Regions from separate parts of the Homo sapiens genome. Here region 2 is linked to region 1. A link is a contact called in ENCODE Hi-C data. All regions are on one chromosome and are shown on one strand. Each heading gives the region's core, a stretch centred on a gene start or an enhancer-like site at or near the end of the contact. The rest is flanking DNA. Distances are from core to core; before and after follow the strand shown.

Region 1 (6,426 bases), core at 2,059-4,558:
GCAACAAAATAAATAAAATACTTTTGGGTAACCCAAAGTACAAAGAAAATATTCATGAGACATCTTGACATAAATGCTTAAATCAATCAATAGAAGAGAAGAAACAAGTCTCTTGTGTAGAATAATTCCAGGTAATTTATGTAGATTGTCTGCCCTCAAGGAGGTTCAGCATAACTCATCAGTCCTTCAGTGAGGACTGGACCTAAATAACCATAGCCATGGTGACATGTCAGGACAGTTAGTTCTTTTTCATCCTCATTTAGCAAGAGCCCAAATTGTTCTCATCTGTTTCCCATGGCTTCATGGAGTAAAAAAATAAAATTCTAAATATGAGTTTCTTCTCTGCCGTCACTATTAGCATCACTAGTACATACCCTATATGCAATGCTTCAAAGAGGGTTTTTCCCTGTGAGCTTCTGTGGTAGGGAATTTCATTCTCACCATTTTACGATCCAGGAAAGTAAGGTGTGGTTAGAGACACTCGTTGCAAGGTAACTCAGATATTAAGTAGTTGACTTGTGGTTTTCTGGTGGAGGGAAGACCTACCTGTCCCCAGTCCCTCCACACATTGGTTAGGATGCTGAGACCAGTGTTGAGATTGTTGATCCAAAAATGCACATAAAATGTATGTAACAGTTTATTAGTCACAACTGGGACTTTTGGGGACAGCAGGATTGTTCCTAGTACCAATGGAGCCCATGGCTTGAGTGGAGCAGAGGGTGGGGGATAGAGGGTGGGGGATAGAGGGAGGGGAATAGAGGGTGGGGGGTGGAGGGGGATAGAGGGTGGGGGATAGAGGGAGGGGGATAGATGGTGGGGGATAGAGGTAGGGGGATAGAGCATGGGGGATAAAGGGTGGGGGATAGAGGGAGGGGGATAGAGGGAGGAGGATAGAGGGTGGGGGATAGAGGGAGGGGGATAGAGGGTGGGGGGATAGAGGGAGGGGGATAGAGGGTGGGGGATAGAGGGAGGGGGATAGAGGGTGGGGGATAGAGGGAGGGGGATAGAGGGTGGGGGATAGAGCATGGAGGATAGAGGGTGGAGGATAGAGGGAGGGGGATAGAGGGTGGCAGATAGAGGGTGGGGGGATAGAGGGTGTGGGATAGAGCATGGGGGATAGAGGGTGGGGGATAGAGGGAGGGGATAGAGGGGGGGACAGAGGGAGGGGGATAGAGGGTGGGGGATAGAGGGAGGGGGATAGAGGTAGGGGGATAGAGCGTTGGGGATAGAGGGTAGGGGATAGAGGGAGGGGGATAGAGGGAGGGGGATAGAGGGTGGGGGATGGAGGGGGGATAGAGGGTGGGGGATAGAGGGTGGGGGATGGAGGGGGATAGAGGGAGGGGATAAAGGGTGGGGGATAGAGGGAGGGGATAGAGGGAGGGGGATAGAGGGTGGGGGATAGAGGTAGGGGGATAGAGCATGGGGGATAGAGGGTGGGGGATAGAGGGGGGGACAGAGGGTGGGGGATAGAGGGTGGGGGATAGAGGGTGGGGGATAGAGGGAGGGGGATAGAGGGTGGGGGATGGAGGGGGATAGAGGGAGGGGATAAAGGGTGGGGGATAGAGGGAGGGGATAGAGGGAGGGGGATAGAGGGTGGGGGATAGAGGGAGGGGGATAGAGGGAGGGGATAGAGGGAGGGGGATAGAGGGTGGGGGATAGAGGTAGGGGGATAGAGTGTGGGGGATAGAGGGTGGGGGATAGAGGGGGGGACAGAGGGTGGGGGATAGAGGGAAGGGGGATAGAGGGTGGGGGATAGAGGGTGGGGGATAGAGGGAGGGGGATAGAGGGTGGGGGATAGAGGGAGGGGATAGAGGGTGGGGGGATAGAGGGAGGGGGATAGAGGGTGGGGGATAGAGGGAGGGGGATAGAGGGTGGGGGATAGAGGGTGGGGGATAGAGGGAGGGGGATAGAGGGTGGGGGATAGAGGGAGGGGGATAGAGGGTGGGGGATAGAGCATGGAGGATAGAGGGTGGAGGATAGAGGGAGGGGGATAGAGGGTGGCAGATAGAGGGTGGGGGGATAGAGGGTGGGGGATAGAGGGTGGGGGATAGAAGGTGGGGGATAGAGGGAGGGGATAGAGGGGGGGACAGAGGGAGGGGGGATAGAGGGTGGGGGATAGAGGGAGGGGGATAGAGGGTGGGGGATGGAGGGGATAGAGGGTGGGGATAGAGGGTGGGGGATAGAGGGTGGGGGATAGAGGGAGGGGGATAGAGGTAGGGGGATAGAGCGTTGGGGATAGAGGGTAGGGGATAGAGGGAGGGGGATAGAGGGTGGGGGATGGAGGGGGGATAGAGGGTGGGGGATAAAGGGAGGGGGATAGAGGGAGGGGATAGAGGGAGGGGGATAGAGGGTGGGTGATAGAGGTAGGGGGATAGAGCGTGGGGGATAGAGGGTGGGGGATAGAGGGGGGGACAGAGGGTGGGGGATAGAGGGAGGGGGGATAGAGGGTGGGGGATAGAGGGTGGGGGATAGAGGGTGGGGGATAGAGGGAGGGGGATAGAGGGTGGGGGATAGAGGGAGGGGATAGAGGGAGGGGATAGAGGGAGGGGGATAGAGGGTGGGGGATAGAGGGTGGGGGATAGAGGGAGGGCAGCCTTGCCTCTGATTGCTAATGGGAGGCAGGCTGGGGTGGGCTCCAGTGCACAAGTCCTGGCTTGCATGGCTCAACTCCCTACAGTGCTGAGGGAGGCGATGCTGGACTTTCTTACCAGGACAGGTGAGGGTGGGGGCTTGAAAGGGGTCAGGGGCCAACCATTAAAAATGGAATCAGACTCTGTATCACAGCAGTGATGTAGAATATTAAACTCAGCTCTCAGGACACCAAAACCACTAGGGGGTTTCTACCCCACAGCAGCTGCCATATACAACACGGTCATGGAGACACACACAGACCATATGCAGGCAACAGCTTGCATTTTGAATATTACTCACCACTGTGAGTCCTGGGCTGCATCACTCCTCACTGGTGAGCCTGTCTCCTAGGCACTCTGGGGATGATCAAAGTACCTGTATTGTAGGACTGTCCTGAGAAGTAAATGAGAGATGCTTAACTTAGAGCCTGCTGTGTTGTAAATGCATAAACATGGAACTCAGTTAATCATCATTCACTCAACAGCATCGGTCTATCTTCCTGCCCACAGGGTTCTGCATCCAACCTCAGGCAAAGGTGCAAGTCATGGGGGTTTCCCAGTGAGTGGAATGGCCTGATGGGCGTGTCATCTCTACTCCTCCATGGCTGGGAAATGTGGATGAGTCATTTGCTTAGCAGGACTTTACTGAGCACTTTGTGTTTTTGTTTTGTTTTGTTTTTGTAATTGTGTGTGCTAGGCACTGTTCTAGGTGCCACAGACACAGCATGAAACAAGATAGGCAAGATTCCTGCCTTGGGCAGTGTACATCCCAGTGGGATGAGTCAGTGATGCCCATATTCACAAATGAATAAGCAAGGTGGCTTAAAACAATATCAGTTTGCTGTCTTATACTTTTAGAGGTCAGAGTCTAGAAATTAGTCTGTGTGGCTGAAATCAAGCTATCAGCAGGGCTGTGTTCCTGTTGGAGGCTCCAGGGGAGCATCTACTCCTGGCTCTGTGTTCCTGTCGGAGGCTCCAGGGGAGAGCGTACTCCTGGCTGTGTTTTCCAGTTTCCAGAGGCCACCTGCAGTCCTTTCCTTAGGTCCCTCTGCCAGCACTCCTGACACTCTAACCTCTGCTATTGTGGTCACCTCTCCTCTGACTCTGACCCTCAGTCCTTCTCCTTATTAGAAAACATGATTACACAGGACTCACACAGATAATCCTGGGTGATCTCCCAATTCAAGGCACTGAATCACATCTGCAAAGTCCCTTTTACAAAATAACATGTTCAACAGCTCCAGGGACTAGCCTATGGACATTTTTAGGAGCCCTACTACACTTGCATATTGCAAAACTTTGTATATTAAACCTATGAAAAATGAGTTCAAATCAAAATCACACATCCAAATGGCCTACAATCTCCAGGAAGATCAGATACATGGGTCAAAAGGAAGAGGCATAGCAATGGAAATTTATATTAATTTGCTCAAACTGACATAACAAAGCTCCACAGACTGGGTGGCTTAAACAGCATAAATGCATTTCCTCACAGTTCTGGAGGCTGGAAGTCTGAGATCAAGGTGTCTGTAGGGTGACTTTCTTCTGAGGCCTCTCTCCTTGGCTTGTAGGTGGCCGTCTTCTCCCTGTGTCCCCACATAGTCTACTCAGTGTCTGTATCCTAATCTCCTTTTTTTTTCTTTTTTCTTTTTCTTTTCTTTTCTTTTTTTGTTTTTTGTGATGGAGTCTCACTCTGTTGCTCGGTCTGATGTGCAGTGGTGCAATCTTGGCTCACTACAATCTCCGCCTCCCAGGTTCAAGTGATTCTCCTGCCTCAGCTTCCAGAGTTCACAGGCACCTGTCATCACATCCAGCTACTTTTTTTTTTTTTTTTTAGTAGAGATAGGGGTTTCACCACATTGGCCAGGCTGGTCTCAAACTCCTGACCTCAGGTGATCCGCTGGCCTCAGCCTCCCAAACTGCTAGGGTTACAGGTGTGAGCCACCGTGTCTGGCCTAATCTCCATTTCTTATAAAGGCACCAGTCAGATTGGATTAGGACCTGCCATAACAACCTCATTTTTATTAAATTACCACTTCTCTAAAGACCCTCTCTTCAAATACAGTTATATTCTGAGGTCCTGAAGGTGAGAAGTTGAACATACGTATTATGAGCACACACAATCCAGCTCATGACAGAACCCAGAGCAGCAGAGTGGGCTGCAGTGACAGGAGGAGGAACTGATCTGTCTAAGGGGGCGACAGCTCCAGCCAGTGGTCACCCCATAGAAATGTGGGCTTCTGAGACATAATAGTCTCCTGGATTTTCAACAGAAGTCCAATGAAAGTTTTCATTTTGTTTGTTTTTGTGTATGTTCTTGCTTACTGTTTAAATAAGCCATCCTGGGTTAGCAACCTGCATACCCAGACTCTCTCTTATCCCTCTGGACACGCTGTGGGAGAAGAGAGGGGGCTTCTTTTCTCCTGCTTTGTCTCCCCTCCCTTCCATCCAGGTTGGTGATGAGTTGTAGAGGGAGAAGATAGAAGATGCAAGAAAGAGGCTACCTGCCTAGGACTGGCATGAGATGGTGCAGGTGCTCTCTGGGCAGGGCACATGTTGAAAGCAGCTGTTTTTGCAAAACATCCCCATACAAAAAAAGGAGTAGAGGCCACCACCCTTGACTCGTCCAGCTCCTACACTGGACTTTGACTTCCATGAGGGCTGCATAGAGGCTGACTTTTGACTCTAACCCCTGGGATGGGCACAAGGCCAAGCCACAGACAGAAGTCAGTAGATACCTGTTAAATTTATGAATAAGTCAAAGAAATGCCTTGGAAAGAGAAAGATGTTCTATCAGGAAATAACCCCCTGAGAAATCTTGCAGGTCTGCACGTGCGCTGAGGCTGAGGGGCCTCTGGGACTTCAGTCAAGGCACCCAGATGAGTCGGTGGCACCCTCTGCCTGCTCTATCTTGATGACAATGAGAGGGATGATCTCAGTTTCCTCTCTGAGCAAGAGAAACACAGATTTTAAAGGATCCAGCAATCTGTGTTGAGAAACTACTTACAAATGACTTGTTTTCATTGGTCTGTATAGGAGTATCAAAAGCTCTTCAATTTCTTCAATAATTTCATCAGAATCCACTAATGAGATAGCTGAACCAAGATATGGGAATTGCAATCAACAAAATCAGGGAAAAGGAAAAGCTCTTTGATTTACTCACATTTGTTCCTTCCTTTTTCTGCAGTCTTATTTGAATGGGGACAGCTAGCTAATGACTATTCCAATTCTGCCAAAACCTGAGAACGATGCCAAAATTCAACTGACAAAATATTAACAAGATACAACTCTAAGGAAAGGTTGGCAATACAATTACATGCACAAAGAGTAAACAAATGCTAGCCTTTCTCTCTAATTGTCGCATGAGAAGACATTCCATGGTTTCAGGCACATAAGAGCTACTTCAGGAATCAAAGGCTCACTAAGGAAGAGCGGGGATTTGTGATGTAATAGGAAACATTTCCAAGCCTTCATTACAGAGCAAGGGAAAACTGAGATTCCTCAAGCATCATGAAACGAGATCTTCCCCGAGTCTAAGAGGAGCCCACTAGAGAGGCATTATAGGCGTTTATGCCTCTCTAGGATGCCAGGCAGGCTTCAGGCTGTAACCCTGGAGGCTGGTGAGGAACCTACAAAAACAGGAGCCCTCAGAGCTGGGGCCAGCTCCTTCCCCATGACTTCCTCCAGGTAAACCCTCTGTGCACCTAAGGCCTGAAAGGCTCACAACAGGGTTAAAATAAAAGCTGTCTTTTAGTGACAGGGTTGAATCTTCAAATGCCTGGTGTGCACAAAACAT
Region 2 (6,426 bases), core at 2,761-5,260, 40 kb after region 1:
TCTCTCTAGAACACGCATTTCTGCAGATTTCTATCTGACTCAATGCCTCACATTGGGAAAAATTTCATTGCATATAAACACAAGATAGCAAAAAACTACTTAGTGACTGCCTGCTTGCAGTAGGCAACTGTGACTTGCTGTTTTTGTTTTGTTTCTATTCTCTCTCTTACCACAATTAATCCCCCTTTTGAAATTAGCACTTGATTTTTTTTTTTTTTTTTTTTTTGTAGATTCACCTTCTCCCTTGTCACCCTCCATCCCTGCAGCTCCATGCATCTCCTTCATATGGGGCTGACTTCAACCTCAGGATGCAGGGAAGTCACCTAACCCAGGCCTGACCAATCAGGGCGTCACACCTCTTAGAGAGTATTTAAAGGGCAGGCCTGATGGCCAATGAGATCTGTTCCTGGGGCTTTGCTGAGAATACTGAGGGAAGTTGTCCTTCCTTCCATCAGTTTTCTCTGCTGATAGATGAATAGCTTGGAGCTGCCGGTGTTTATCTTGTGTTATTTGGGAAGCATCTACCTGAAAATTACAGAATAAAATAGAACCAAATATGAAAATTCCATTACCTGAAGACATTTTTGATAACCTGGTCCTCTCTTGTACCTTTCAGCTGCGTAAGAAAATGCATTGCCTTATTTGTGTGTTCATGTATGTCTTTCTTTACAGGCTTCATCACAGTGGAGCTAGGTCTTGGTCACTTTCATCTGAGACCTGACAAGTACGCTCATCACACACTCTGCACCTTACTGTGTTCACCCCATTCTATCCATTCTGCCTCTGTGTTTTGAAAACTTGCTTCTTATTCTCAAGATACCTTCCCCTTTTTTCAGACTGGTAGCATCACAGCTATTCAAATAAATGCTCCCTCTTCTACCACTCTCCCTGGATGGGCCAATGGTCTGCCCTTTAGCTTTCACAGCTTTGGTGTACTGCACTAGACTATGAGTGACCTGGGGTGGAGACTGTGTCTGAGTCATCTTTGCAGCACCCACCACAAAATGTTCGTGCTGAACAAGCAGAGGAGGCTCCACATCCTGTTCTTTACAGATTTTGATTACTGTCAGGTGCCTGGCTGGCTGAAAAAAAAAATTCTTCCATTTTCCTGGCTTTCTGAGTGTCTTTCTTTTCTGGATGTTCATTAGGACATGGGCTCAGCCACACCAAGCTCATGCAGTCCTGTTGCTTCAGGGGATGTTCAGCATCAAGGTAGCTGCAAAAAAAGGAAGGCAGATAGTTATGAATCTACCTTTTAGTCTCTTTCTGCCTTAACATACCATAATTTTGAAGAGGTTTTGTATGCCCTTTACTTCAATGTGCTTGTGTCTGAGGGAAATATTGAGATACAGACATCCGGCAGAAAATGTTTCCTGGCATTGGAATCCTGCAAACATCCACCTCTTCTGTTTACCCCAATGCTGCTGTTAGTGAGGGGAACAGGGAGAGACCCTGAGACAGCCTGAGAGTCACCTACAGGAAGAGACAGGGCTTCTCCTGAAGAGGAAGTCACTGGGGTCTGGCAAGCAGGTCAGCTCACTTCATTACCACCTGGGGCCCAGGTCTCTTTCTATCCCTCATGGAGTGGTTCCCAGCTCTAATAATGAAAACACTTAAGGAGCTTTCTAAAACAAAGATTCCTGAGTCCTATCCCAGATTTAGAGGTCTGAAGATCTAGCAGTAGTCACCTGGGGAGTTCATTTTTTTTTTTTACAAAGCTCTGCAAGTTTGACAACCACTACCTTAAAACACACACTTCTACCATTTCAGTCAATTAAAGATGCAATATTAAGATATTCTCTGCACCTCACAGAAAACCAGAGCACGAAGGCCTTTAATTTCCCAGGATTGGCCCATGTTACAGAAAGGAATCCTAACAGATTTGAACATCTTCTGTTGTACCATACTAGGGTGCTTGGAAAATATGTTGTTTTCTGTCTCTCTCCAGGCATACACGTAAGAGAGCACTTCACAAAATTATTGACTGAGAAGTGGTCATGTGTCTTGTTTTGGCCAATTAAATGTGAGCAGAAATCATGTGGGTCACTTCCAGGTGTAAGATATTAGAGGCCTGCATGCTTCATCTTACTCGTTTGTCTCTCTTTGCCATGACAGCCAACAATCTTCCGGAAAGGCAATGCCTAGTAAGTCTGGCTCAGAGGTCAGGACAAGCAATGTCATTGTGGAGCAGCCTCCTGAGGTTAATGAGAAGCCTGAAAATCCTAAGTAATCTCCAAAAACCTTCTAGAATTAATGCGTGAATTTAGCAAGGTCTCAGAATACAAGGTTAACCCCCAAATCTACCAAATTTCTATATCTTACCAGTGTATAATTAGAAACTCAAATTAAAACACACACACACCCCACTGCTATGTAGAATAGCTCCCCTAAAGTGAAATACATTGATATAGATTTAACAAGACATGTAAAGGTTGGTATGTTGGAAATTACAAATGCTGATAACAGAATCAGTGACTACCTACATAAAATGAGAACTAATTCATGTCAACATAGTAAAGATGTTACTTTTCCCCAAATGGATCTTTAAATTTAATGCAATACTACTTAAAATCCCACCAGGATTTTTATAGTTATAGATATGCTAATTCTATAATATATATGGAAAACAAAATGAATTAGAAGACCAAAACAATGTCGAAAATCAAAAAAGTAGTTGGAAGAAGCCATACCCAATTTTAAGACTTACTATTAATTGATAGTAATCAAGACATTGGTGCACTAAGGAAGAGATGGCTACTCCCAGGACCCAGACTGTGATCTCTAAATGCTATTGACCAGTAAAGAGAACCAGAGCCCCAAAAGGAAATGGCTGATTCCAAATATTGGTCTGAAAAGGTACAAAATGAACCTGTATATCTTGTTATGATTGAAAGCAAGGACATTGTCAACTATTAATGCAATTTAGTCAAAAAAGATACAGGGATCTGACCATCCCTTTATACAGGCCATCCCTCTGGATAAAGAAGTGACCATCTGAGGATTAAAAAAAAAAGATACTGGCAATGCTTTGTAACACACAAAACATAGCCAACACGAGTAACGTTTTGAGCTTACTAGATTACCATGTTACCATTTTGACTTTCAGAACTGTAATATTGGCCAGGCGCGATGGCTCACACCTGTAATCCCAGCACTTTGAGAGGCCAAGGCGGACAGATCACTTGAGGTCAGGAGTTCAAGACCAGCCTGGCCAACATGGTGAAACCCCGTCTCTACAAAAATACAAAAATTAGCCAGGTATGATGGCAGGTGTCTGTAATCCCAGCTACTCGGGAGGCTGAGGTGGGAGAATTGCTTGAATCTGGGAGGCGGAGGTTTCAGTGAACCGAGATCGTGCCATTGCACTCCAGTTTGGGTAACAGAGTGAGACTCTATATCAAGAAAAAAAAAAAAGAACTGTCATATAATAAATTTATATTGTTTTTAGCCACTACATTTGTTACAACTTATTAGGGTAACGTTAAGAAACTTTTCTATTTTCCGTAGAGGCCCCGGAGCTCCTTAGCTTTGGGATAAACTGGTGCTTACCCCAACTGTGGGGTCAGAGCGTGGAAGTGAGAGAAGGGAAAGACCATCATGGTCTGCTGTGGTCAGGGAAGGCTTCCTGGAGGAGGAGAAAGTGGAGGAAGCAGCTGAGCCTGGAGGGATGGGGTCACTACCTTTAAAGCATCTGTCAGCCATGGGGATCTGATGGTTTTTTTATTTTTTATTTTTTATTTTTATTATTATTATTATTTTTTTACAAACCCTTGTGTGGAGATCTGACTTTCAATAGATCGCAGCGAGGGAGCTGCTCTGCTACGTACGAAACCCCGACCCAGAAGCAAGTCGTCTACGAATGGTTTAGCGCCAGGTTCCCCACGAACGTGCGTTGCGTGACGGGCGAGAGGGCGGCCGCCTTTCCGGCCGCGCCCCGTTTCCCAGGACAAAGGGCACTCCGCACCGGACCCTGGTCCCAGCGCGGGGCGGGGCGGCCCGCCGGCGGGGACCGGCTATCCGAGGTATCCGAGGCCATCCGAGGCCAACCGAGCCGACCGAGGCCAACCGAGGCCATCCGAGGCCGACCGAGGCCGACCGAGGCCGACCGAGGCCATCCGAGGCCGACCGAGGCCGACCGAGGCCGACCGAGGCCGACCGAGGCCATCCGAGGCCGACCGAGGCCAACCGAGGCGCCGCGGGGCTGCCGTATCGTTCCGCCTGGGCGGGATTCTGACTTAAGAGGCGTTCAGTCATAATCCCACAGATGGTAGCTTCGCCCCATTGGCTCCTCAGCCAATGGGATCTGATTTTTTAAGCAGTCACAACACTAGACTTTTAATTGAGAAAGCTCTGTAAGCAATTAAAAGCCGCTGTTGTTTTAAACTCTTCTTGTGTCACCTGCTGGCAATGAGGAAAATGATACATCACCTCAACAAAATGCCTCAGTGAGTTGGTACACATTTTTTATTTGCATTTTTATTTGCACATATTCTAAGATACAACCATGTCAAAGCTTCCAATTATCTTTTTTTGTTTGGTTTTGTTTTTTGAGACGGAGTCTCCCTCTGTCACCCAGGCTGGAGTGCAGCGGTGTGATCTAGGCTCACTGTAAACTCCTTCTCCCGGCTCAAGCAATCCACTCACCTCAGCCTCCTGAAGAGCTGGGACTACAGGCACCCACCACCACACCTGGAGAATTTTGTTTGTTGTTTGTTTGGTTTGAGACAGGATCTCACTCTGTTATCTAGGCAGGAGTGCAGTGGCACAGTCTCAGCTCACTGCAACCTCAGCCTCCTGGATTCAAGCGATTCTCCTGCCTCAGCCTCCCAAGTAGCTGGGATTACAGGCACCCGCCACCATGCCTGACTAATTTTTTGTATTTTTAGTAGAGATGGGGTTTCACCACGTTGGCCAGGCTGGTCTTGAACTCCTGACCTCAAGTGATCCGCCTGGCTCGGCCTCCCAAAGGGCTGGGATTACAGGTGTGAGCCACCATGCCAGGCAAATGTAATTATGTTTGACCTCACAAATTTACTTTCAAATATATGGTGAGGGTTAGACCCTTGCTACATAGCAGGAGGCACTCAGGAAAGCAGGTATGGTGCCTGCATTGACTGACGTTGAAACCTAAGGGAAGTGACAGGCAGCAAAGAGTTGCCCTATAATAAATGAGTGGTCTTGCAATAACTCTGTTGTGAGATAATGTCAGTGGAGGCCCCTGTTGAATTATGCAGCCCAATGTGGGATAGGGTGGAAGAAGGAAGGGGAGAGACATCCAGAGATGGGGTTTGGCATCATCTCTCAGAGGCTGGGAGAGACCCAGTCCAAGCCCACATGCTCAGCCATCTTAATTTATTGACAAATGGAAAAAAAAATGTACAATGTATTATACTTTAAATGCTTCCATTAAAAAGATTCTTATTTCTGATAGGTGCATGCAAGTATAACTCTTTCAAAATATTAACAAATACATTTATCTGTGGCTGTGGGTCAGTTAGAAACCTGCATCTAATGTGTTTTCTTCCTACTTTCTCTCTGCCCCACTCCATAATCGGCTGTGGATCTTAAATGGCATGACTGAGCCTCAGATTGGGTGATTTAGACAGTAGAGATGCCAATTTTTAAAAATGAAATGAACCTTGAGTACAGAAGGATAGATTTCTTGTAAAACCAAAATGGTACTATCTTCTACCAAAGAATTAAGGCTGCAAAGATATATTGTTCCTCTGTACATCAGTCATGATTGACTTATAGATTAGGAAATAGAGCCAGGTTAGGTGGCAGATCACGTGAGGTCAGGAGTTCAAGACCAGCCTGGCCAACATGGTGAAAACCTGTCTCTACTAAAAATAAAAAATTAGCTGGGTGTGGTGGCAGGCGCCTGTAATCCCAGCTACTCGGGAGGCTGAGGCATGAGCATCACTTGACCCCGGGAGGCAGAGGTTGCACTGAGCCGAGATCATGCCACTGAACTTTAGCCAGAGTGACAGAGTGAGACTCCATCTAAACACACACACACACACACACACACACACATACACACACACAAGATTAGGAAATAGAGCCTGAGTCTCTTTTTTATTATAACCAGCAAGGGTGAATGGGAATAAATAATCATATTTTCTCTTTGCTTTGCGCCATTATGCCATTACCCAACTTGGTGGGCAGTTTCAGGAATGCCCCTGGAACCTATTAACAGTGAATTATTTATCTTAACAGCTGCTATGAAGCGCATTCCAGCAGTTGCTCCATGAAGGACATCTCACAGTTTTTGAACTTTGCTGAAGGCCCATGTAAGAAACAAAATTCATCATCAGATGAAAGAGATTTCTTTCCTCGTTTTCAAATATAAAAACATAGTCACACACAGAGTTCTTCCACAGGGAAAGCCAAAATTCCAATCTTAGCTATGTTTGCAAGATAGCA

What was found. Hi-C counts contacts between places; a loop is a spot of excess contacts on that map. Pooled maps may share reads with other maps.
Region 2: a loop to region 1 is called in a map of mammary epithelial cell, with 9 times the contacts of the local background. The contact joins two enhancer-like sites. A Hi-C loop is called at or near these places in 4 of 168 maps with a recorded cell type or tissue (MCF 10A, PC-3, PC-9 and 1 more), 9 of 37 single-sample maps with no recorded cell type and 15 of 50 pooled maps.

What each region holds. Positions count from the first base shown.
Region 1 is chr12:127,122,808-127,129,233 of GRCh38, forward strand. The region is part of intron 2 of LOC107984449; the gene reads left to right. Among named protein-coding and RNA genes, the nearest start is that of LINC02405, 66 kb to the left of the region's middle. RefSeq lists enhancers at 2,999-4,198, 3,064-3,133. Within about 2 kb of position 3,309, at least 5 of the 41 ENCODE cell types and tissues checked have a DNase peak (open chromatin) inside an H3K27ac peak, as active enhancers do; they include PC-3, PC-9 and mammary epithelial cell, where a contact is called at or near this core.
Region 2 is chr12:127,162,146-127,168,571 of GRCh38, forward strand. LOC105370062 (a long non-coding RNA gene) reads right to left here. Exons shown (of 4, transcript XR_945515.4): 2 at 573-1,216. Among named protein-coding and RNA genes, the nearest start is that of LINC02405, 100 kb to the left of the region's middle. Within about 2 kb of position 4,011, at least 26 of the 41 ENCODE cell types and tissues checked have a DNase peak (open chromatin) inside an H3K27ac peak, as active enhancers do; they include PC-3, PC-9 and mammary epithelial cell, where a contact is called at or near this core.